Linked DNA regions of Mus musculus: region 1 is linked to region 2. Evidence: chromatin loops called from intact Hi-C (ENCODE). Cell type or tissue: left cerebral cortex. All regions are shown on one strand. Each heading gives the region's core, and the rest is flanking DNA. Links, peaks and the distances in the headings are about the cores only.

Evidence for each region. Peaks named below come from ENCODE experiments on the same cell type or tissue, not always from the same donor. Only the 100,000 strongest peaks of a DNase experiment are listed, where the experiment ranks them.
Region 1: a loop joins it to region 2, with 4 times the contacts of the local background. A loop is called at or near these places in 2 of 42 quality-filtered maps.

What each region holds. Positions count from the first base shown.
Region 1 is chr2:95,204,482-95,216,161 of GRCm38, forward strand. No RefSeq gene overlaps it. Among named protein-coding and RNA genes, the nearest start is that of Gm13794, 180 kb to the right of the region's middle. In left cerebral cortex, for the core only: no CTCF peak of the experiment used is centred there; a DNase peak (open chromatin) is centred at 6,146.
Region 2 is chr2:94,465,585-94,477,264 of GRCm38, forward strand. No RefSeq gene overlaps it. Among named protein-coding and RNA genes, the nearest start is that of Api5, 33 kb to the left of the region's middle. In left cerebral cortex, for the core only: a CTCF peak has its summit at 5,321 (motif pointing right); DNase peaks (open chromatin) are centred at 2,350 and 5,337.

The DNA.
Region 1 (11,680 bases), core at 1,933-9,932, 740 kb after region 2:
GAGGACTGCCTGGTCTGGCCTCAGTGAGAGAACACTCACCTAATCCTCGAGAGACTTGAGGACCCAAGGAATGGAGAGGCCTGGCAGGGTATGTGTTGGGCATATATATATATATATATATATATATATATATATATATATATATGAGATTAAAGATTAAAAAGCCACTGGAGGGTCCCAGATGCCAGGGAAATGAGAGGCTTCCAGGACCCAACAGGGATGACTTTAGCCTAAATGGGCAGAGAAGGGGAGATAAAACTTGTAGAGCCCACCTCCAGTAAATAGGAACAGCCCCTGGTCCAGGGATGGGATCACCAACCCATCTCAAAGTTTTTAACCCAGAAATGTCCCTGTACAAAGGAAGAACAGGAACAAAAAATGGAGCAGAGACTGAAGGGAGGCTTATCCTGGGATTGTCCCTCCTGGGGATCCATCATGTCTGCAGACACCACACCCAGACATCGTTATCCAAGAGGGGCTTGCTGACAGGAACCTGGTTGGCTGTTCCTTGGAAAGTTCGGCCAGTGACTGTGACCTATGCAGATGTGGATGCTTGGAGCCAACCATCAGACTGAGCTGAGGAACCCCAGTGGGGAGCTGGCAGAAGGACTGGAGGAGCTGAGGGGGACTGCAACCCCATTAAAAGAATAACATCAGCTGGCTTGACCACCCAGTGCTTCTTGGGACTAGACCACCAACCAAGGAGTGTACAGTGAGGAATTCATGGCTCCAGATATATATGTAACAGAGGATGGCCTTGTCTGACATCAATGGGAGGGGAATCCCTTGGTCTTGTGGAGGTTTGATGCCCCAACGCATGGGGATGCTGGAGCAGTGCGATGGGAGAGGGTGGATGGGTGGGGAAGCCCCCTCATAGAGGCAAAGAGGAGGGAGAAGAGGACAGATGTGGGACGGGGGTTTGTGGAAGGGTAACCAGGAAGTGGGGTATCATTTGAGATGTAAATGAATGGAATGATTAATAAAAGAGGGGGGTTCAATTTAAATATTTGAATATACTTTCAATGAATTCAAGTGACCTAAAAGGCATTAAAGACCTTGCTCTTATTACCACTATTCCTTGGTGGTCTGACTGAGACACTCTGTCATGATGCTGTTTCGCGAAGCTATACAGTTACAGATACTATACAGAAAGAGCCAGCCACTCAAAATTTTGTTTGAATGTTGAGTCTTATTACCATACAGATATCAAGAACAGGAAGCCTTATCATTTAAAAAACGAGACATTCTAGGAGAGAGAAGATTAGTTCTCTGAAAGTTTAAAGTGGGTTTCAATCCAAGAACATAAATAGGCTTGATTCTTTGTGATACATAGAAGGTATAGTTGGGGTAAGTTTGCCATGTATGACCAGGGCCTTGTGTAGATTGAATATCCTGCTTGTGACACATGCGATCACATCTATCACTAGTCACAAACTGGAGTTAGTGTTTGATACACACACTATTGAATTATCTTACCTCTTCAGGTACAAGTGGCTTCTGTAACTTTTACAACCAATATACAATGACAAAGGTCTCTATATTTCTTACTTTCTCGATGTGACAAATAATAAACCTAATAATAACCTGATAAAATGAAGGGGAGACTGATCCCAGCTCAGGGTGCAGGAGTGTGCTGCAGCTGCTCGAATGGCATTCACACATAGGAAGCACAGACACACCACTCTGGGGCTCAGTTCATGGTCTCTTCTTTATGCAGTCCAGGACAACTGCCCATGAAATGATGGATCCTATATTTAGGCTGTCTTTACATATAAGTTTACTCACTCTAGAAACTTCCTATAAGACATGATCAGAGGTTTATCTCCTTGGTGATTTTAGATCCTGTAAGTGGACAATTAATAGTAACTGTCACAGTCTATTTTAAAACCGCTTCTATGCTTATGTTATATTGATAAGATTCCATCTCAGCACATTCATCCTAGATGTTTGACGAAGTGAGCATGCTAGAAAAGCCCACATGGATTCTAACAATTGCAGGTAGTATCCAACATTGATGGCCATCCTCATCAAAGGATAAAAAGAAACCAGAGCCTGCCTTTTGTCTACAGGGAAATAAATATTGCAAAAATCATGAATCACTGTAAAAGTAGAGTCCATTCCAGTAGAGGTTTTGGGTAAGAATATAGCTTTCTCAACATATGGAGATATCCTTAAAATTATGAATGCTTTGGTACTCTCGGACTCAAAACATTTAACATGTGATATAATAAAAAGTGTTACTTGACTCGAGCCCCGGGCTTCCTTGCCAGCGGAGTTGCCTGACACCCGCAAGGGCCCACACAGGATTCCCCACGGGATCCTAAGACCTCTGGTGAGTGGAACACAGCGCTGGCCCCAATCCAATCGCGCGGAACCTGAGACTGCGGTACATAGGGAAGCAGACTACCCGGGCCTGACCCGGGGCAAAAGCCCCTTCTGCTCCACTCGAGCCCCGGGCTTCCTTGCCAGCGGAGTTGCCTGACTCGCGCAAGGGCCCACACAGGATTCCCCACGGGATCCTAAGACCTCTAGTGAGTGAAACACAACTTCTGCCAGGAGTCCGGTTCGAACACCAGATATCTGGGTACCTTCCCTGCAAGAAGAGAGCTTGCCTGCAGAGAATACTCTACCCACTGAAACTAAGGAGAGTGCTACCCTCCCAGGTCTGCTTATAGAGGCTAACAGAGTCACCTGAAGAACAAGCTCTTAACAGAGACAACTATAACAGCTAGCTTCAGAGACTACCAGATGGCGAAAGGCAAACATAAGAATCCTACTAACAGAAATCAAGACCACTCACCATCATCAGAACTACTACTGAAGGATCCAGCAATACCTCTCCTGGGCATATATCCAGAAGATGCCCCAACTGGTAAGAAGGACACATGCTCCACTATGTTCATAGAAGCCTTATTTATAATAGCCAGAAGCTGGAAAGAACCCAGATGCCCCTCAACAGAGGAATGGATACAGAAAATGTGGTACATCTACACAATGGAGTACTACTCAGCTATTAAAAAGAATGAATTTATGAAATTCCTAGCCAAATGGATGGACCTGGAGGGCATCATCCTGAGTGAGGTAACACATTCACAAAGGAACTCACACAATATGTACTCACTGATAAGTGGATATTAGCCCCAAACCTAGGATTCCCAAGATATAAGGTACAATTTTCTAAACACATGAAACTCAAGAAGAATGAAGACTGAAGTGTGGACACTATGCCCCTCCTTAGAATTGGGAACAAAACACCCATGGAAGGAGTTACAGAGACAAAGTTTGGAGCTGAGATGAAAGGATGGACCATGTAGAGACTGCCATATCCAGGGATCCACCCCATAATCAGCATCCAAACGCTGACACCATTGCATACCCTAGCAAGATTTCATCGAAAGGACCCAGATGAGGCTATCTCTTGTGAGACTATTCCGGGGCCTAGCAAACACAGAAGTGGATGCTCACAGCCAGCTAATAGATGGATCACAGGGCTCCCAATGGAGGAGCTAGAGAAAGTAGCCAAGGAGCTAAAGGGATCTGCAACCCTATAGGTGGAACAACATTATGAACTAACCAGTACCCCGGAGCTCTTGACTCTAGCTGCATATGTATCAAAAGATGGCCTAGTCGGCCATCACTGGACAGAGAGGCCCACTGGAAATGCAAACTTTGTATGCCCCAGTACAGGGGAACGCCAGGGCCAAAAGGGGGGAGTGGGTGTGTAGGGGAGTGGGGGTGGGTGGGTATGGGGGACTTTTGGTATAGCACTGGAAATGTAAATGAGCTAAATACCTAATAAAAAATGGAAAAAAATTGAAAAAAAAAGTGTTACTTAAAGTTGTTCTGAACTTTGTGGTAGTCTACTATGCAATAATAGAAACTTTCATTCATTCACTCTGGACAATTTGTCTGCACCAGTTTCCTCACAATTACTTTTCAGTTAATATTATGTCACCCTCATGGAGTTCTGTATAGTTGCTTTTTAAGAATCTGTTCAAATTTTACTGGCTTGATCTTGTGTAGGTCTTGTTCAGGTAGCCACTCATTCCAGCCTCTTGTTCTAATATTCTCTCTGCCTCCTCTTCTGTGATGCAACATGAACTGTGGCGGGGAGGAGTGGTTTAAAAAAAAATATATCATTTAGAGTTTGAAGCAAAAGAGGTCCCATCCTTATCCTCTGAGAAGCTATTGGCAGTTGATGGCAACTGGTGGAGGGATTGTCATTTTTCTTTAGGGATGAGACCAGCTGTGCATAGACCAGTGAGTAGCCTCACGTCCATGCACATATGCACAATTCTGTTTGGAGTGGGGTATACAATGAATAAAAAGAATACGAAATTGGGATGAGTATATGGGGAAGTTAAGGAAGAAAATAAATAGGTAGATGTGAACACAATACGTTATATACTTGTAGGAAATTCTCAAAGAATATACAGAAATAAAAAATAATCACCCAGTTCCTTCACCACTGTGGTAGGCTTGGATGTTACAAAATCTTAAAACATTTTGCCAAGACTTTGAGGCTGAGAAATGACCCTGGATTAGTGTCCACAGGAAGACCAATAGAATCAACCAACCTGGACCTTGGGTCTCTCAGAGAGCGCTCTCACCACCAAAGAACATACACAGGCTGGATCTAGGCCTCCCCACTCATATGTAGCAGATGTGCAGCTTGGTCTTCATGTGTGTCCTGAACAACTGGAGTGGGGCTATACCAAAAGTTGTTGCTTGTACATATATTCTTCTAGCTGGGTTGCCTTGTCTGGCCTCAGTGGGAGAGGATGTGCCTAGTCTCACAGAGATTTGACTTGCCAGGGAAGGAGGATACTCAAACAGGTCCCCACCCTCTCAAAGGAGAATGGGAGGGAGAATAGGGGAAGGATTGTAGAAGGGGTGGACCAGGAGGGGAGCAGTGAGCATGATGTAAAGTGAATAAATAAATAAATAATAACTATAACAACAAAATAATAATTAGAATGGCTCACAGTTGTTGGGAGAGATTTTTGTTTTGTTTTGGGTCAGTACTTTTTTTTCTAGAACACTTTTCACAAATAACATCAAATAATACAGTAATATTATAAAATGAATGACATCATTTCTCCCACTACATCTAGGGAAGAACTTACAGACTTGGAGTAACTTATAAGAAAGACCCCAGACAGTCAAGTTCACATATGGAACTCAAGACTACGGTGATGTTTATTCTAATCAGGTTTTATTTCCTGGAGAACTTACCTCTTCTGATGGGACTTTAGCTTTTCTGATTTTACAACATGCCTTTTTTTTTTTTAAATCTATTTTCAGGACTACCATATCTGCAATAAATCTAAGTTTCCTGTATTTGTGATAATCTATTATCTACAATCTACTAAAGTAACAAAAATCTAGTCTATGGAACTTGTGTTTTCTTAAATCAAGCACAAATGTATTTTCATTATGATGTATTGAAGATCTCCAGAAAAACAAAAACAAAAAACAAAAAAACCTATTCAATTTTTCCCTGGAGTACTATTTATGCATGCATCTTTCCTCAAGCCTTTAAGATATGATATACCCAAAGAAAAATCATGAAACAGAAGTAAAAAGACAGTTTTTTTTATAAGAATTATTGAAGGAGACCACCCAGAACCAGAAAATTAGGAGAGATTAATTTTTTATGCCTGAGCTGGAGATCTATTTGTTAAGCAGTATTAATGTAGGGCAGTGAGCTAGCTTTTGCATGCCTGTGAAGCAATACATCTCTTAGTTTACCCCTTTTGTAATTAATTCAGGCCTTAATTGTATTAGGTAAGGGGTGGAGAATTTAAAAAGCAGGCTTAAATGAATCTGGGAGCATGAATTTATTACTGTGGTAGAAGAGCCTCTTCCCTGCCTCTCTGTCTGCTTCAGAGTTTCCTATGGGCCATAAATCACAGGCTGGACTTGTTCCCTAGGCTGATAACAATGCTCGCAATTGATTGGTGGGCTCATAAAGCTCTCAGCTTACGATTTCCATCCTTGCCCATGATTCGGTATGCCTATCTTCCAATGAACTAATAGACTTCTCCCGTCCTGGTCTTGTGGTGAATTCTATTTTAGACTCACAGATCATGTGTGAGTTTTTCTACAGTGTTTCTGAAATGAACCACATGAAGGAACTTGCTGCTTCAGTTTTAATACAAGGCAATAATAAAGAATTGAGTTCACCCAGATCCTCTAAGGTCTTCTATTATACAAACTGTCACCCAACACCCACTTCCTGCCTCCCTCTCTGTCCTGTACTGTGTCCTTAGATGCTCCCTGCTTATTTGTGCTGTTTTGCCTGTGGGCCTGGGCAAGCTGAAGGGCCTGTGAGTTCACAGTCCTTCTTTGCTTTCCACCCATGCACTGGGTTTTAATTAATGTCTGAGTGAAGCATGAATATGAAAGTTCATTTATTTTCTTTCACTTCAGGGTATGTGTACAGGGAAAAGGGCAAAGAAGTAAAACTTATGCTTCAGTCATAATATGAGGATCACCCTGAAGCTGGGACTTGTTTTGAAGACCCCTGAGGATTGCCATTCCACCCCTAAAACTTCTCTTCTTCCTTCCCTTTAGTTTCTTCTGGGAAGCACATATGTGTGTCTCACTGTTCTCTTCTGAAGTCGCTCCACCAACACCTTTCATACACCACCACCTTTCCCTGAGCCTACCCCAAAGCCCACCCCCATTCAGTGATCTATCTCAAAGCAACCTTCCCGACAATAACAGAACATGACATTGGCCTACATAACTTAACCCCAGTTTCCCAAGTACCTGATAAAGGTTACATCTCTAAATTGAAGAAGAGTCACATGACCCTGACCTCTATCCACCCCATTTGTGATCCATGTAGCAGGCTGATGTGAAGAATCAAGAACTTCTTCATGCAGAACTGATTTACTGGTAAGCATGTTTGAATTGTTACCTCCTCTACATATGCTGTAAGAATTTAGACAAGTTGCTTAATTTTGCTAAGGATTAGCTTTCTGTTTTCTAAATACATGGAAATTAATATCTGTTTCTAATATCTGGAACTAATTTCTGTGACTAATACTTGTTTAAAATGAGGATAGAACAATGTGAAGTGGGATTGCTTTATAATTGTGAAGGATTAGAGGAAAGAACGTGTGCTTTGGATACGGATTCAGCATCTGTAACAATGTAGCTTCAGGTGATGGGCTCATTTTGGAGCAATGCTGGCTTCTGTCAAATGGGAACAGCAGTGCATCTTCATGTTGGCAATGGGAAGAAATGAACAGGTGAAGCTTTCATTCCTGCACAAACATTAGCTGCATCCAGTATCTGGTAGGTACATTGTCAGTGCTACTGGGGAGAAGTTCTATAGGCCAATGTCATGTTCTGTTATTGTCTGGAAGGTTGCTTTGAGATAGATCACTGAATGGGGGTGGGCTTTGGGGTAGGCTCAGGGAAAGGTGGTGGTGTATGAAAAGTGTTGGTGGAGCGACTTCAGAAGAGAACAGTGAGACATGCATATATGCTTCCCAGAAGAAACTAAAGGGAAGGAAGAAGAGAATTTTTAGGGGTGGAGTGTCAATTCTCAGGGGTCTTCAAAACAAATTCCAGCTTCCGGGTAACACCCATGTTTACCCTCAGCTTTAAGTAGGCACTTAGAAATAATTTAGAATTCTTTGTGCTGTTTTCCAGACTACTTGCTAAAAGAGAGAGGGGGGAGATAGAAGAAACAGGGAAGAAGAGGGTAAAGGGAGACAGAGGGAAAGATATGGGGCGATAGATTGTTTATGTGTGCATGGGTGTATGTGTGCACTTGTGTATGTGTGTATGCAGCATATTCACTGCATACTCTCAGTAAATATTTATTTGCTTTTATCAGTTATTACCCTTTCATCTTTACTGTATTTTATGTATAATTTATTTCCAAACAATGTCAAAAACCTTATGCAAACACCTTGTTTATTCCCATCTTTTTCCTGTTGACTTAGCTCTGTATTTTATATGGCTTATTTCTGTCACCAACTTCTTTTAAGTTCTATTTTATAAAAACAAACATTAAAGGAGAAAAGTGTGTGTGTGTGTGTGTGTGTGTGTGTGTGTGTGTGTGTGTGTGTGTGTATCTGCTTCCAACTATCAATCAGAAGCCGTGTTCATTGTTCAGTACAGCATATTTGGGCATCAGATTCCAGTGATCAAGATTTTAAGGTGGTGACCCAAAAGACCCTCCATGGTTACTTTGCAAGTAGAAACATCCATAGAAGAGAAGTGCATGTTGGGGACCAAAGCACAGAACTATGTAAATCAGATCCAGAGCTTTCCCATTAGCCTCCCCATTGAGACCTGGGGAGATGTAAAATTCCTGTAGGAAGAATTTTTAAATATTAAAGTTGTTATTCACAGTACATTTGTATAATTTATTTCTTCTCCCCTCTTGCCAAATGTTCAGAATCTCTAAAAATGCTGCTTTGGTTTAGTTAAAAAGCTGGCCCTCTGTTATTTCCTGACCCTGTCAACTTTCTTACAAAGTGCACAGACCCAAAGGAGAAAACTGGATCTTTGCATCATCATAACTGAAAACCTGTGGGCTTTTTACATGTTCCTTGTTGCATACCTGGGGAAATTGTCCTTTAGCTTTACTTTTTTTTTTTTTTAATCAGAAAAATCTGAATAACAGCTATCTGGAATATCTTGTGGAGAAGATGAGGATTTATAATATTAGCAAATCATTTAATTTAGAGACACACCTATCTAGTCTCCTGACATAATTGCCTCAACAGTAAGAATACCAAGCCTTCCTCAAATTAAGGAGTTATATGGTCCTTTGTGGGAGGATGCTGATGGTACCTTTCCAAGTGTGATGTGCTGTTTGGGGGAAGTTCAAAAGAGCATCTTGGAAAGGATAGATTTTTATGGTGGGTAAATAAAATAACCAGTACCATGATAGGTTAATTTATTGTGTGACAATTGTTAGAAGTTTAAGGAAATTCAATGCCAGCTACTTCCAACTCCTGCAGTCGTACAGGAGACAGTAGAGAATGCTACTGCACACTGCTGTGTTCCTGTGATATGGGACCTAAGTAAATCATCTCTGTTGGAAATGCACTTGAGGAAGGTGGTCCTTAAAGAGTATCCCTCTTGTGTCAATCATGCTAACATTATGCTGAACCCATCTGCACAGAGGAAGGAAGCTCCTTGCCCTGAGTATCTTTTGTGGGGGATCACCGCAATGCCTTACAACATTATATTATTTAACTCTTATTTTTGCAGGAAAACAATGTTCAACTAGACAGGTTCTGCACTGTACATTTTGCTCTGATCATTACTGTTCCCTCTGCCTTTCAACATGATGGCTGTGATGGCCAGCTTTGATTGCCAACGTGATGAAATAGAGAATAACCAGGAAAAAGATCCTCAATGAAGGATGTTCTCCAATGGATTGGCCTACGAGTGTCTCTTTGGATTAATTTAATTAGGTTAACTGATGTGGGAAGACTCAGATTATTTTAGGTGGCACCACTCCCTAGCAAGGGCCCTGACCTGTATAAGAGCTGAGAAGTCCAGTTGAGCACAAGCAAGCAAGGAAGCATGCATGTGTTCATTTCTCTCTGCTCTTGACTATAGATAGGATCAACTCCTTAAAGTTCCTGCTCCCTTGACTGCTACACACAATAGATTATAACCTGGAATTGTGAGTACAAGTAAATTGTTTAGTTCCCAAGTTGATTTTTGTCAGGTTATTTTTTTCACAATAACACAAATGAAATTTAAAAAAAAATCTTGTCCATACCACTGATTTTCCTCCTGTTACTAGGGTATTCTGGCTTCTGATTCCAGTCTCTCTTCTTTAGAGAAGAGCATTGTTAGAAAAAAGAAAGACAATATAGTGCTGGGAAGAGAATTGTATCTCCTTTATCTGTGTGGTCTTCCAATGTCTGTCCATGCCCTGCTCATTTTGTCTAAAAGTCCCCTTTGTTACTCTTTTGTTTCTTTTCTGTTTTTTTTAAATGATATATTTTCTTTATTTACATTTCAAAAGTTATCACCTTTCCTGGTTTTCCCTCCGAAAACCTCCTATCCTATCCCCAAATGGAGACAGTATCCAAATTAACAAAATCAGAAATGAAAAGGGAGAGATAACAATAGAAACTGAGGAAATTAAAAAAAAAAATCAGATCCTATTACAAAAGCCTAAACTCAACACAATCTGGATGAAACTGACAATTTTCTAGGCAGATACCAGGTACCAAAGTTAAATCAGGATCAGAGAAACCATCTAAACAGTCTCATAACTCCTAAAGAAATAGAAGCAGTCATTAAAATTCTCCCAGCCAAAAAAGCCCAGGATCAGATGGTTTTAGTGTAGAATTATATCAGACCTTCAAAGAAGACCTAATACCAATACTCTCTAAACTATTCCACAAAATAGAAACAGAAGGAACACTATCCGATTCGTTCTATGAAGCCACAATTACACTGATACCAAAACTACACAAAGACCCAGTAAAGAAAGAGAGCTTCAGAACAATTTCCCTCATGAATATCGATGCAAAAATACTCAGTAAAATTCTTGCAAACCTAATCGAAGAACACATTCAAAATGATCATCCATCATGATCAAGTAGGCTTCATCCCAGGGATGCAGGGATTGGTCCATATACAGAAATCTATCATCATAATCCATTACATCAACAAACTCAAAGGGAAAAAAAAACACATGATCATTTCATTAGATACTGAAAAAGTATTTGAGAAAATTCAACAACCTTTCTTGTTAAAAGTCTTGGAAAGATCAGGAATTCAAGGCCCATACCTAAACTTAGTAAAAGTAATATACAGCAAACCTGTAGCCAACATCAAACTAAATGGAGAGAAACTTAAAGCAACCCCAGTAATGTCAGGGGTTAGACAAGAATATACTCTTTTGTTGGTGAGCAGAGGGAGGGAGGAGGGGATAGGGGTTTTCATAGGGGAGACCAGGAAAGGGGGTAACATTTGAAATGTAAATAAAGAAAATATCTAATAAAAAATTAAAAAAGAAAATAAAAAGAAACTGTGACGGAACCTGGATAAGAGAAGGGCAGCGTTTAGGATGTAAGTAAATAAAATAATTAATTAATCAAAAAAGAAAGCAAAAGTTATAAAGGAATGAAACGTGATGGTGGTTGCTTTCTTGCTTAATTTTCATTACATTTCATAGCTCTTGGAGGGGCTTATTTGCAGTGATCCGTATTATTATCTTTCCTATTAAATTCTAAGGTATTTGAAAATAAGCAATGATATACATTTTTCTTCCTTCCTCCCTCCCTCCCTCCCTCCCTCCCTCCCTCCCTCCCTTCCTCCCTCCCTTCCTTCCTTCTTTTCTTTCTTTCTTTCTTCTTGCTTCTTTCTTTTTTTTTTCCATTTTTTATTAGGTATTTAACTCATTTACATTTCCAATGCTATACCAAAAGTCCCCCATATCCACCCACCCCCACTCCCCTGCCCACCCACTCCCCCTTTTTGGCCCTGGGGTTCACCTGTACTGGGGCATATAAAGTTTGCAAGTCCAATGGGCCTCTCTGTCCAGTGATGGCCGACTAGGCCATCTTTTGATACATATGCAGCTAGAGTCAAGAGCTCCGGGGTACTGGTTAGTTCATAATGTTGTTCCACCTATAGGGTTGCAGATCCCTTTAGCTCCTTGGCTACTTTCTCTAGCTCCTCCATT
Region 2 (11,680 bases), core at 1,133-9,132:
CTAGCTGGGTTACCCCTATCCTTAAGCACCTCCAGGGCTTGAAGACTGGAATGATCCCACGCCTGGCCCCTGTCCGACTTCCACGTTTCACTCAGGATGCAGCCAGGTGTTTAGAAAGGCGCTTCTCTGTCACCACCCCCCCCCCCTTTCCTTTTTCTTTTTCTCGTGGGTCAGCCTCTAAAGGCTGCTGGGCCAGGATTAGAGAGTCTTCTTGGCAATAGGAAATTTACCCGTAATGAGATCTGACTCCCTCTTCTGGAGTGTCTGAAGACAGCTACAGTGTACTTACATATAATAAATAAATAAAAAAAATCTTAAAAAAAAATATTAAAAAAAAAAAAATAAAATCTGGTTCCTTTGTTTGTGTGATGCACTGTTCTTGTCAGACACTAGATGGCGCTCACCGTCTACTTTTGAGGGTCTGGTCGGTCGTCTCTGTAATAACACTGTTACGAATACCATTCGTTATTGAGAAGTCACTATGTGCTTAGGAAATTTCTACATTAACCACTTTACGTAGATTATCTCATTTAGTCTTTTCCGAAGTCCTTTAAGGTAGATTCTTGTTTGTTTAATTTACAAAAAGGTTAAGGATTAACAAAGCTAAGTTAGCGGATTTGAATCAGGATTTCAGCCTGGTTATTTGGATTTTTTTTTAATTAAATATTTTATTTTAGATTTATTTTATTTTATGTTTGTAGATGTTTTAGCCTGCATGCGTGTCTGTGCACCACTTGAATGTCTGGTGCTGATGAATGTCAGACCTGTATTTACAGATGGTTGTGAGCCACCGTGTGGGTGTTAGGAACTGAACTCAGGTCCTCTGGAAGAGCAGCAAGTGCTATTAATTGTTGAGCCATTTTTCTAGTCCCTGACTTTGGGGTTTTAAAACTCTGCCTTTGACCATCTCCTTTGTCATTATTTCTGTGGCTTGAGTATGTCTTTAGACTTTCATATTTTGGAAACTTAACCCACAAAGGCATATGCTAAGCAGAATTGAGTGTGAGACCTCTGGCTGGCGATTGGGTTGCGAGGTCTTTGTCTTCACGAATGGACCATGGCACTCATCGGAATTGGCAAAGGGATCAGTACATATCCTGTGGATGCTTGGCTACATAAATGGGCTTTGGTGTCAGCCACCTTCTTGCTATGCTAAGACCCAGAGAGAAAGCCCTGGCCAGATGCCAGAACTGTGCACTCTTGTGCTTGCTTGCCTCCAGACCCATGGCAGAAGCAAACTGCTTGTACTAATAACCTTTCTTATTGACGTCATAAAACGCATGGCAAAAGCAAGTTAAGGAAGAAAGAGAGGGAGGGCGGAGAGGAGGGAGAGGAGGGAGAGGAGGGGTGCGATGGTTAATGGCACCCGTGAGGAGTTATCCTGATTGGCTTAACTTAGCTAGGAAGATGCACCCTGAACTTTTGTGGCACCTTTCCTTGCTCCTGAGCCCTGGAAGGCGTGTGGGCGTCCATCACTCTCCAGTTCTGAACTGTGACTGGCTACCTCAGGCTTCTGCCACTAGGACGCCTCTGTAGTGAAGGGCTACTCTCAAACTGTGAGCCCAAATGAAGCCACTCCCCCTTAAGTTGGTTTTGTGAGAGTATTTTCTCAGAGTACCAGGAGAGTAAGCTCCCAGAGGGAACTGTGCCTCACAGTGGGAGATCTGGTGGGGGCATCGTGAGGTGGTCTCGCAGCAGAGAGAGATGAGTTCGGTGCTCAGTTAGCTTTCTCTTCTCTGTGGAGTGCAGAACCTCACCTAGCTCATGTTACTGGTAGCCCTCCCCCCGCCCCCCGCCCCATAGCCAGGGTGGATCTATCTTTGCTCTAGAAACCCTCTCAGAGACACCCCAGAGATACATATCCATGGTGATTGTAAAACCCATCGAATTAACCACAGCACCACAGTTTATAAATTACTCAGCCAATTATAGAAAACTGACTAGGCCAACTTCATAAGGGAGATGGTTGACCACTTGTTACATGCAAAGCCTTGTGCTAAGGGGTTTATAAAGCCTTCATTTAATACGTCTAAGACCCTATGAGATAAGTTCTACAATTCTTACCCATTTTAAAAGTGAGAAGATCGAGGGATGGAGGATTCAGATTACCACCACGTTAACAGCCAGTAACTACAGATGTGTACTTTCATAGCGCATCTCCTGAGACAGGACCAAAAGTGCCCATGTTGACCCACTTAGCTTTAGTGGGGCCTGAAAGTTCTGGACTTAGTCTAAGATTCTCCGTGAGTACCTTCTGCTTCACAGATGAGAGCTCTCAGTGAGCTTAGCCTGTTGGAGAAAGCCCAGGTTTTGGGTCAGCTCCAGACTCAAATTTGGCTCCACCCCGTCCTGGCTCAGTGTAACTTCAGCTAAGCCTCTCTCCAGCTCAGTTTCTCTGGGCATCTGCTCCTTTGGCTGGCAGAATACAGAGAGAGGTGGTTTCAACCCTGTAGTGCTGGTGTAAGTCCAGAGTCCAGGCACGGAGCAGCCCTTGAGAAACCACATTTCTCTTCCCCTCTCTCCTCTTCACTCATGTAATGCAAGGCCAGCCAAGGCTTTTGCAGAGTGGGTCCAGGACCCTGAAGATTGAGGGAATCATGTCTGAAGGTACTGAGAGAAGTTAATCAGCTTGTTTGTAGGCTTGCCCAACACCTCTGTCTGTCTAGACCTATGCCCACCAAAGAAGGTTTTGCCAGGGTAGAAATGCTCTTTATCTGTCTTGTCCAGTGTGATGGCCAAGACTCACATGTAGGTGTCAAGTACTTGAAATGTAGCCAGTGCGACAGGCTCAGCTTTCATTTAAGTCCTTTAAATTCAAATGGAGTGGCTGTTTGCTTCCATGCCAGAGCTCAGGGACACCAAAGCTTGAGCCCCAGAGCCTGGCACAGCTATGTCTTCAATCTTGTCATGTTGTTGTGAGTCTGGCTTACACAGCTTTCCCCTCCCCTCTCTCAGCCTTGACATTGTTCACTCTTAGGGCTGAGTGGATGATGTCAGTTCTTCATGCAAGTCTGTGTGCCTGCGCAAGAGGCCCTATGTCTTTGTAAGGAGGCACGGGGTCCGGGACAGCCAGATTCAGTCAGTTCCTAGCGTTTCAGGGGAGAAAGAGAGGAAGACAGCATCAAACAGAGAATCATTTCCAGAAGCAGTGAAGCCAGAACAACAGGGCTAAAAATACTCTGGGATACAGCACTACTACTTCAGCCACGTCCCAAGTTCTCTCTCTCTCTCCCTCTCCCTCTCCCTCTCCCTCTCCCTCTCCCTCTCCCTCTCCCTCTCTCTCTCTCTCTCTCTCTCTCTCTCTCTCTCTCTCTCTCTCTCTCTCTCTCTCTTTCTCTCTCTCCCTCTCTCTCTCTCTCTCTCTCTCTCTCTGAGTGTGTGTGTGCTCGTGTACGCACACACGTGCCTTCCAGGTCACATGTGAGCAGGTCAGAGGTACAACTTTCTGGAGTTGCTACCACATGGAACTCAGGGATAGAACTCAAATCATCTAGCGTGAAGATAAGTGCTTTTATCTGCAGAATCCATATTTTATTTTTCTTGTAGTGATTAGAATCAAGTCTTTAAAGAGGAAGGGCCCAAAGGTTGGGGAATCTGTAAAGACAGAGTCATTTTCCTCAAAGTAGATTCTGGGAGAAGGAGAGACCTCTGGGACTGGGAGATGGAGGGTCCTGATGCTCCTGAGGGAGGAGGGAGGATACAGACGTTGCCCTGGGGAGCTCGGAGCCTCCACTTAGGTCACTAGGTGTGAACTCAGATGCCACTTTGAAGGATTCTGGCTCTTTCCACCCCGTCTGCCGCAAGCCTAGCATGGATGCATAGTGACGTCAATAATGATAATAAACATTTGATTTACTGAGCCCATGGTGAGACACGGGGAATAAAAGGATTACATCATTTAATCCTTCCCAAGAGCTTGGAGTCATATGATCTTTGGTAACATTTTAAAAGCATTAACTATGTACCAAATTTTGCTCTAACTCTAAGACGTCATAATCTTCCCACGCGTTGGTCGCTGCTCTTCTTTTCATGAAAGATGTGACTTGGAGAGGTCGGGTAACCCACTCATAATCACAGGCTAGCGGGCAATGAGGGAAGGCAGGGTTAGAATCCCATAGAGTCTGGCTCCCAGATTCGGACTAACTATCCCCAGAATGAGAGATGACTACTTTCCATTTATACCTCGTTCATGGCATTTTGTTACCACAGGCGAGACAGGAAGGCAGCCCTGACCGGAAGGCAGTGCAATCCATAAAGAGGAAGAACCGCTTCTTCATCTTGCTGTTTAACATCGAGTTAACACTGAGGTGGCTCCCAAAATCAAGGTTGATGTTGCTTCAGAGATGACCGGCATTGGCCGGGGTGGGGGGTGGGGTATGGGAGAGAAGGGGATAGAAGGGCTGACTCCCCACTCTAGAGACTGTAGTTTCCCAAAAACCAGGGGTAATGGTCAGGTCTACACTTGCTTTTAGAATACTGCTGAAGTCCAGGCTTTCCAGCTGGGTGTGATGGCATATAGGATCCAGCACTCAGGATCCCTAGGTAAGAGGACCGACTCGAATTCAAGGTTAGCTTGGGCTATATAGTGAGATGTCTCAAAAAAAACCAACCAACCAAACAACAAAAAACAATAAACAAAAGTCAAGGGATGCGCTGAAATGGCTTGGTTGGGAAGTCCTTGCCGTTCAAGCTCGAGGCTCTGAGTTGGGATTGTGTGTGTAACCCCAGTACCGGAAGTGGGGTAGAGCCGACCAGGACTGCTCTCCAGAGCTCACAGGCTTGCCGCTCTAGGCAATCAGTGTGATCTGGGTTCACTGAGCGATCTTGTCTCAGAAACACGGCAGGGAGAGAGAAACTGAGGAATTTACCTGCCTTTGACGTCTGGGTTCTACATGATGTACACACAGATGCACCATCGTCCACCTGCACACACGGGGAGGACCCTCAACAACAAGTCCAGACCTTGGAAGCAAATAGATCCAGGGATCCATCCAGGCCTCAATCTACTACCTGGATGATCTTAAATTCTTTAAGTTTTGTAAGCTTCAGTTTCCCACACCTAAGATATGGTGACAAGAATCAAGTGCGGATAAAGAAACATCACTGTGTACATTAAGCCAGCACCATAGCTTCTGCCAAAGATGATAGTGAAGTAGGGGACAAATTAGATGATTTATCCTCCAGAGGTGAATTGTGAGACCAGAATATAGAGTGAACAGTCTTTCGTTCTTTGCAGTTCCACACGCCGTGGCTGTTTCCTCTCAGATTTAAGAGCAGGAGTCAATGGGCTGTTTTACTGTGGCCATCCCTATGCTTTTCTCTCATACGCCGCTAGGTGGCGACAAGTCTCCACCGTTGCTCTCTACCAGCCACTTATTCTTCTGGAGCTGGCTGTGTTGTGGACTGGGCCACTGGGAACCATTTAAGCTATGCAGACTGAGGGGGGACTCTTTGAGACAGCACTAAGAACCCCCAGGGCACAAATAGGCATCCGTTACCATCCCTCGAGGGACTTCCTCCATCCCCACCGCTGATGTTTGTCCCCAGGGCACAAACTGAGAAACAGAATTTATATTTATAATAAAAACCTCCTCCCCAATCCCAAACAAGGAAGGATACATCCTTTCTAATCCTCAGAGGGGACACGGCTCTAATGGCTGAGAAGTGAAGCACATCATGGCGGGGTAGCTCTGGTGTTACCTGCATGCTTCTATAAAGAGTGAACCTACAACGTGAGTGAGTATTGTGAGCCTCTTAAAACCAGACCTGGACCAGATGAGTCAGAATCTGCACCATCAACTGTCTCCACAGGGGCCTGCCGTTGTCATTAAAGCTTGGTAACTGTTCTTTGGCCTCAAGGAGGCAAGCGCTTCACACCAATTGGTATTTAACTCTCAAAGTCAATGGAGGTTAAATTAGCACTGGTGTCGTGTGTGTCATCAGAATTGTCACTCTGTCGGTTGGTTACCTGTCTTACAATCCTTTAGCTCACACCGCGGGTAGCTGAAGCTGAAGAATCGGGACTTGGAGGTATACAAGTATGTGAGATAGGAGGTGAGAAGTGAGCTCAGGTCTTCTCTGGCCACAGCGATCAGATTAACGGAAACACCAGCCAACACTTATTTAGTGTGTACCAGGTCCTCTAGTAGCTATGAAATGTATTCGTTTCTATAACCCTGTGGATGGCGACACGACATTGCTCCCATTTCACCAATGAGGAACTGAAGCCGGAGAGATGACCCACTGGTTTAGAAGGGTTTGCCCCTCCCCAACCCCGGAGGACCTGGGTTTGTTCCTGAGCATCTACAAGGTGGCTCATGACCATCTGCATCTCCATCTCCAGGGGTTGTCGAACCCTTCTGACTTCCTCGGACATCAAGCGTGCATATGCTGCACATGCACGAGTCAAACATAGAATAAGTAAATCTAAACCATGAAGACGCTGAGGAGCAGAGTCATCGAGCCAGCTGGTTAGGGCCACAGAGAAGTTGAGGAATGATTGTCCTCGAATTATGACCCCCATCCTGAGAGCTTAAATAGCAGTTCCCAGCCACAGCCCCTGTCTTCATACTGGGTGTCCTCTCATGTCCTGTCTTATTATACTGTCACTAGTCACATTGGTTAAGGGATCGCCATACTCCACGATGACCTCATCTAAATGTGCTAATTATGACTGATTTTCACATGTCAGTACATTCTTAGAAGTGGCTGGTTAGGATTTCAGCATATATTTTCTTGTGTATGTCTGCCTCTGTGTGATTATGCCTCTCTCTCTCTCTCTCTCTCTCTCTCTCTCTCTCTCTCTCTCTTGTTCTCATGTCAAAAATCTCATGTCAAAATCAGAAAAACACTGCCCTGAGTTACTAGACGACAGAGCCAGGGTTTGAACCCTGGCACGCGGGTTCTCCATCCATGTATCTAACCTCTATACTGCCTTTTGGATATAGGATAGGATTATCAGACATGATATTTTGACATGAGATTTTGACTTGAGATTTTGACATGAGACTTTGTAATGTTCTTTAGCTGCTCCCTGGAGCTCACATTACTAGGCTGTTGTAGACCAGGCTGGCCTTGAACTCGTGTCTCCCCTGCCTCTGCTTCTCAAGTGCTGAGATTACAGGCACATGCTACACCTGGGTGGATTGTCCTGATGTCTATAAACAGGTGTTTGTTTGTTTGCTCTTTTGTTTTTGTAGTAGAAGCTGTTTGGTCTCTGATCCCTTGACCTTCTGGCTCACTCATAGTTTAGAGCTCATATCTGTCACCATGGCCACTGGGCGTCACCTTGTAAGAGAAAACAACAGGCTGCTTCCCCCTTCCCAGTGTGCAGGCGAATGCCCACCTGTACCTGAGGCTGAGTTCTTGCTAAGCACTATCCCCCGTCCTCCCGTCCTCAGAGTTCTTTCCTGGAAGTCCAGCATCAATCAGCAGCTTACATCTGAGTTCCTGCCCTCTGATTCTGCATCTCCAGCACCTGACCATAGAGAAGGCCCAGGGTGAAGGTTCAGATCAGTGCTGTTGTTGACATGTCCACTCATCCAGGACTTTGCCTCCCCATCGTTTGGTACTGCCGATCTGTTTCAGTGTTCCTAGCATCTGCCCTCTACTGTCAATAATGACAAAGGTTTTCCCAGACACATCAGTGGTCTCTGGGGGTCATCTAGGATCGACCTTAGGAACCCAGCCTTCATCATCACTGGTTACCTCTGATAGGGCAGGAACGTCCCTCTCCCTTCTGTGATCACCCTGCTTTCTTTTGCTTCTTTTACACATCCGGGTTCTTAGTGATGCACTCTTAGTTGTTTGTGTGGGAAACCATGTACGTTTTATAGCAGATCTGGGTTGAGAAACTACTGCTGTCTCAGTCAAACATCTCCACCCTGTCTGACCCCAGTTTGTCAGGCTCTACCTTAGCCTCATTCATATTCTCTCCTTTCTCCATCAATGGCCACTTAGCAAGGTGTGTGTGTGTGTGTGTGTGTGTGTGTGTGTGTGTGTGTTTGTGTGTGTGTGTATATGTATATGGTTCTTAGATCAAGCCTCAAAACTTGTGACATAGAGAGGGACTCTTTGTGGTCATTGTTAATAAAGATCAATAAGGCAGGGAAACAAGGTCACTTCCTGTAGTCATGCAGTGGTTGAGGCTTACTTGAACTATAGGAACTACAGTTACCTTGGGGTGGAAGGTGACGCAAAGTAACTCTCCCAGTTCTTTGTGCAACTGAATTCTGTATAAAGACTCAAACCACGAAACATTGATTTTCACTGGTAAATAATGTCTTTCATAGCAGGTTTCCTTAGCCCTTCCCAGCAAGAGGAACCGACCTTTGAACTCCTTGAGTTCCTCCTGTCCAGCCAGGCCTAAGATTCCCTCAGATCTTTCCCTTTCTACCTGCCACCTGAAGCAGCCGTTAGTTACTTATGCTTCTGTTCCTCTGTTCCCATCGACAACTCTTCAAGCCCCAGGCAAGTTCCCGGGAAGACGCCATCATTGCTTCTGCTAGACAGGTCTCAGCTTCTAGCTCATTCAAGCTGATGCCACTCAAATTCTGATTCATTACAAAATTTGCATTTTTGAGCCTACACTCAGATTAAGGCATGTGACACTCTTGTTCATCTCAGATGCCGAGAGAGGGGTAGGGCTGTGTCATTTATCCTGGTTTATTTATAATGGTGCTAGGGAAGACTTCATTAATTAAGCTTCTAAAACAGCCCCACTCCCTTCCCCTTCCCAGGAGCCCAACCATTGATTAGAACTGGGTATTTTGAAATCAACACTTGATAGCAACCTGTGGTAGACACTGGATTCATAAAAAGAAAATTTGAGGGGAGGGCTGTCAAATTTTGTAGGAAAAGCTTTGTAAATGAAAACACCCACTTACCAATTACAACAATTCTCGTTATACATCCTTCTCTGGTCAGTCCTGTATCTTTTATCTTTGAAGGTGAGTGTTAGGCTTTTAAAGATTCATGAAGGGTGAAAATCTTACTATTCAATGCAAATTCAAGACAAAGTGGGACTGTTTTTTTTTTTTTTTTTTTTTTTTTTAAAGACAAAAGAAGAATAGGATTGAGGTCAGCAGACACTGGAGGCCTGCAGAGTTTTGAAACGGAAGCTGGGAGCTGCAGGAGGAGACAGGGATGAGGAGGCCTGAGATAATGATTGACATATCAGATGCTTGAAGGAGGCGGCCTCCGGGGACACTGAGGGACCCTTAAGGAGCATCTGAAATAAATCTATTTACTCTCACTGAGAAAGTTAAGCATGAGACGAGGAATACCTGTTATGGTTTCAGTACGAGATCCCCACAGTTGTGTATGGAGTATGATAACAATTTTTGGGTGAATTTCATAGAACAATTTTCATAGAATCTTAGGAGATGAGGCCTACATGAGAGTCACAGGGCTATGCCTGAGGGAGGGCCTGATGTTGTCCAAGAACCTCCTACTTTTCTCCCTTCACCTCTCTCTTTCCCTTCTTCTTTCTGCATGGACTGAGAAGCCTCTGCCACACTCAAGCCCTGATGCTCTGCCTCTCTATAGGCAGAATCAGTGAGGCCAATGGCTGTAGACTGAGCCCTCTGCAAATTAGAGATAAAACACATCCCTCTCTTGCATTATTCCTTTTTTTTCTGTTTTTTTGAGACAAGGTTTCTCTGTGTAGCCCTGGCTGTCCTGGAACTCACTCTGTAGACCAGGCTGACCTCAAACTCAGAAATCCACCTGCCTCTGCCTCCCAAGTGCTGGGATTAAAGGCATGCACCATCACTGCCTGGCTTCTTGCATTATTCTTGTGTGCTTTGGTGGTTGAAAAATAGTTAGCATAAACCCTAATGTGGAAAAAATGTGTACATGATGCCAATTTGTGGAAGATATGACTCATTCTTTATTCTGGAGTAGTGATGATCTAAACTAAAGTAAACTAATTTTCATTGCTGTTGTGGCTTGAATGTGAACTGTTTCCGCATCTTCCCAGGTTTCTGTGCTTGGAGATTTGGTCCTCAGCTGGTAGTTAGTAAAATCTTTAGTAAATGGAGCTTTATGGGAGTAACTGGGGTGGACCTTGAAGTCTACAGCTATGCTGTGGCAGTTTGAATATCAATGGCCCCAATAGATTCATATGCTTGAATGCTTGGTCCATAGGAAGTGGCACTGTTAGGACATATGGCCTTATTGAAGTAGGTGTGGCTTTGCTGGAGGAATTGTGTCACTAGGGGATAGAATGTTAGGTTTTAGAAGTTCAAGTCAGTTTGCTGTCTGCTGCCTTCAGATCCAGATGTTGAACTCCTAGCTCCTTCTCCAGGACCATGTCTGCCTGCATGCTGCTATGCTCCCCACCATGATGCTAATGGACCAAACCTCAGAAACTCCAAGTCAACCCCAATTAGATGTTTTTCTTTATAAGAGTTTTCATGGTCATGCTGTCTCTTCACATAAAACGCTAAGACAGAAGTTGATACCAGGGGTGGGGTATTACTGGATAGGCTTGCCTGATCATACTTCTGTTTGGAATATGGACTTTGGAACTTTGTATTAGAAAAGCAGTTGAATGTTTTAAGTGGGGCTTAATGCACCATCTTAGTAGGGGCATGGAAGACAGTGGTGCTGAGGGTGACTTGAATTGTGGGGACCTGACTCAAGAGGTTCGGAGGAGACAGGTGTTAGTATGTAGGCTAGAGACTGTTTTTGTGATGTTTTGGTAAAGAATATGTCTGCTTTCTGCCTTTATTCAGAAAGTCTTCCTGAGGATACATTAAAGAGTTTGGGATTAATTGGTTTGGCAGGGGAAGTCTCAAAGCAGCCTGGTATTGACTCTGTCGTGTGGTTACTGGTGTTCACTCCTATACAGTTCTAAAATGAAGGAGAGTGAACTGGGCAAGGAAAGATACCAAATGTGCAGCTTGAGGGGAAAAGTAAATAAAATGGAGCTAAATCCTGTGTTTAAGGAGATAAATAGGTTTTAAAAATCCTGATGTTAAATGGAATAAAAGGATTGGTGATCACAAGGCAAGATCCTACTCAGCTAAGCTTCCAACATGTGAAAAAGAATTAATGAAAAGCCTAGGGCTGTGTTTTAGTGCACATGCATTTAATCTCAGAACTTAGGAGGCAGAGGCAGGAGGGTCTCTAAATTCAAGGCCATCCTGGTCTACAGAGCAAATTCCAGGCCAGCCAAGCTTAGTTAATGAAGAAAACAGAAAGCCGGTAAAGATGTAATTGAAAAAGGGGGTCATGTTCCAGCCTCAGGAAGCATCAGAACTTGGCAGCTTCAGCCATGTGGTTCTGGCTTTAGAGTCAAGGATAGAATAAAGTGGTTATGGACTCTCCTTCCATGACTAAGAAAAACTGTTGAGGTCAGGCATGTGGAAGGGGTGTTCTTGCTTGGAGGCCTAGAGATGCCAATGTGTGAAGCAATGAAGATAAAGCCTGGTGTTTTAGTTGAAGCTTCCATTGCTGTGAAGAGATGCTGTGAAGAGACACCATGGCCAATGCAACTCTTAGAAAGGACACATTTGTTGGAGCTGGCTTACAGATTCTGAGGTTCAGTCCATCATCATCACGGTGGGAAGCATGATGGCGTCCAGGCAGACATGGTGCTGGAGAGAGAGAGAGAGAGAGAGAGAGAGAGAGAGAGAGAGAGAGAGAGAGAGAGAGAGAGAGCAGTGTGTTGTAGTCA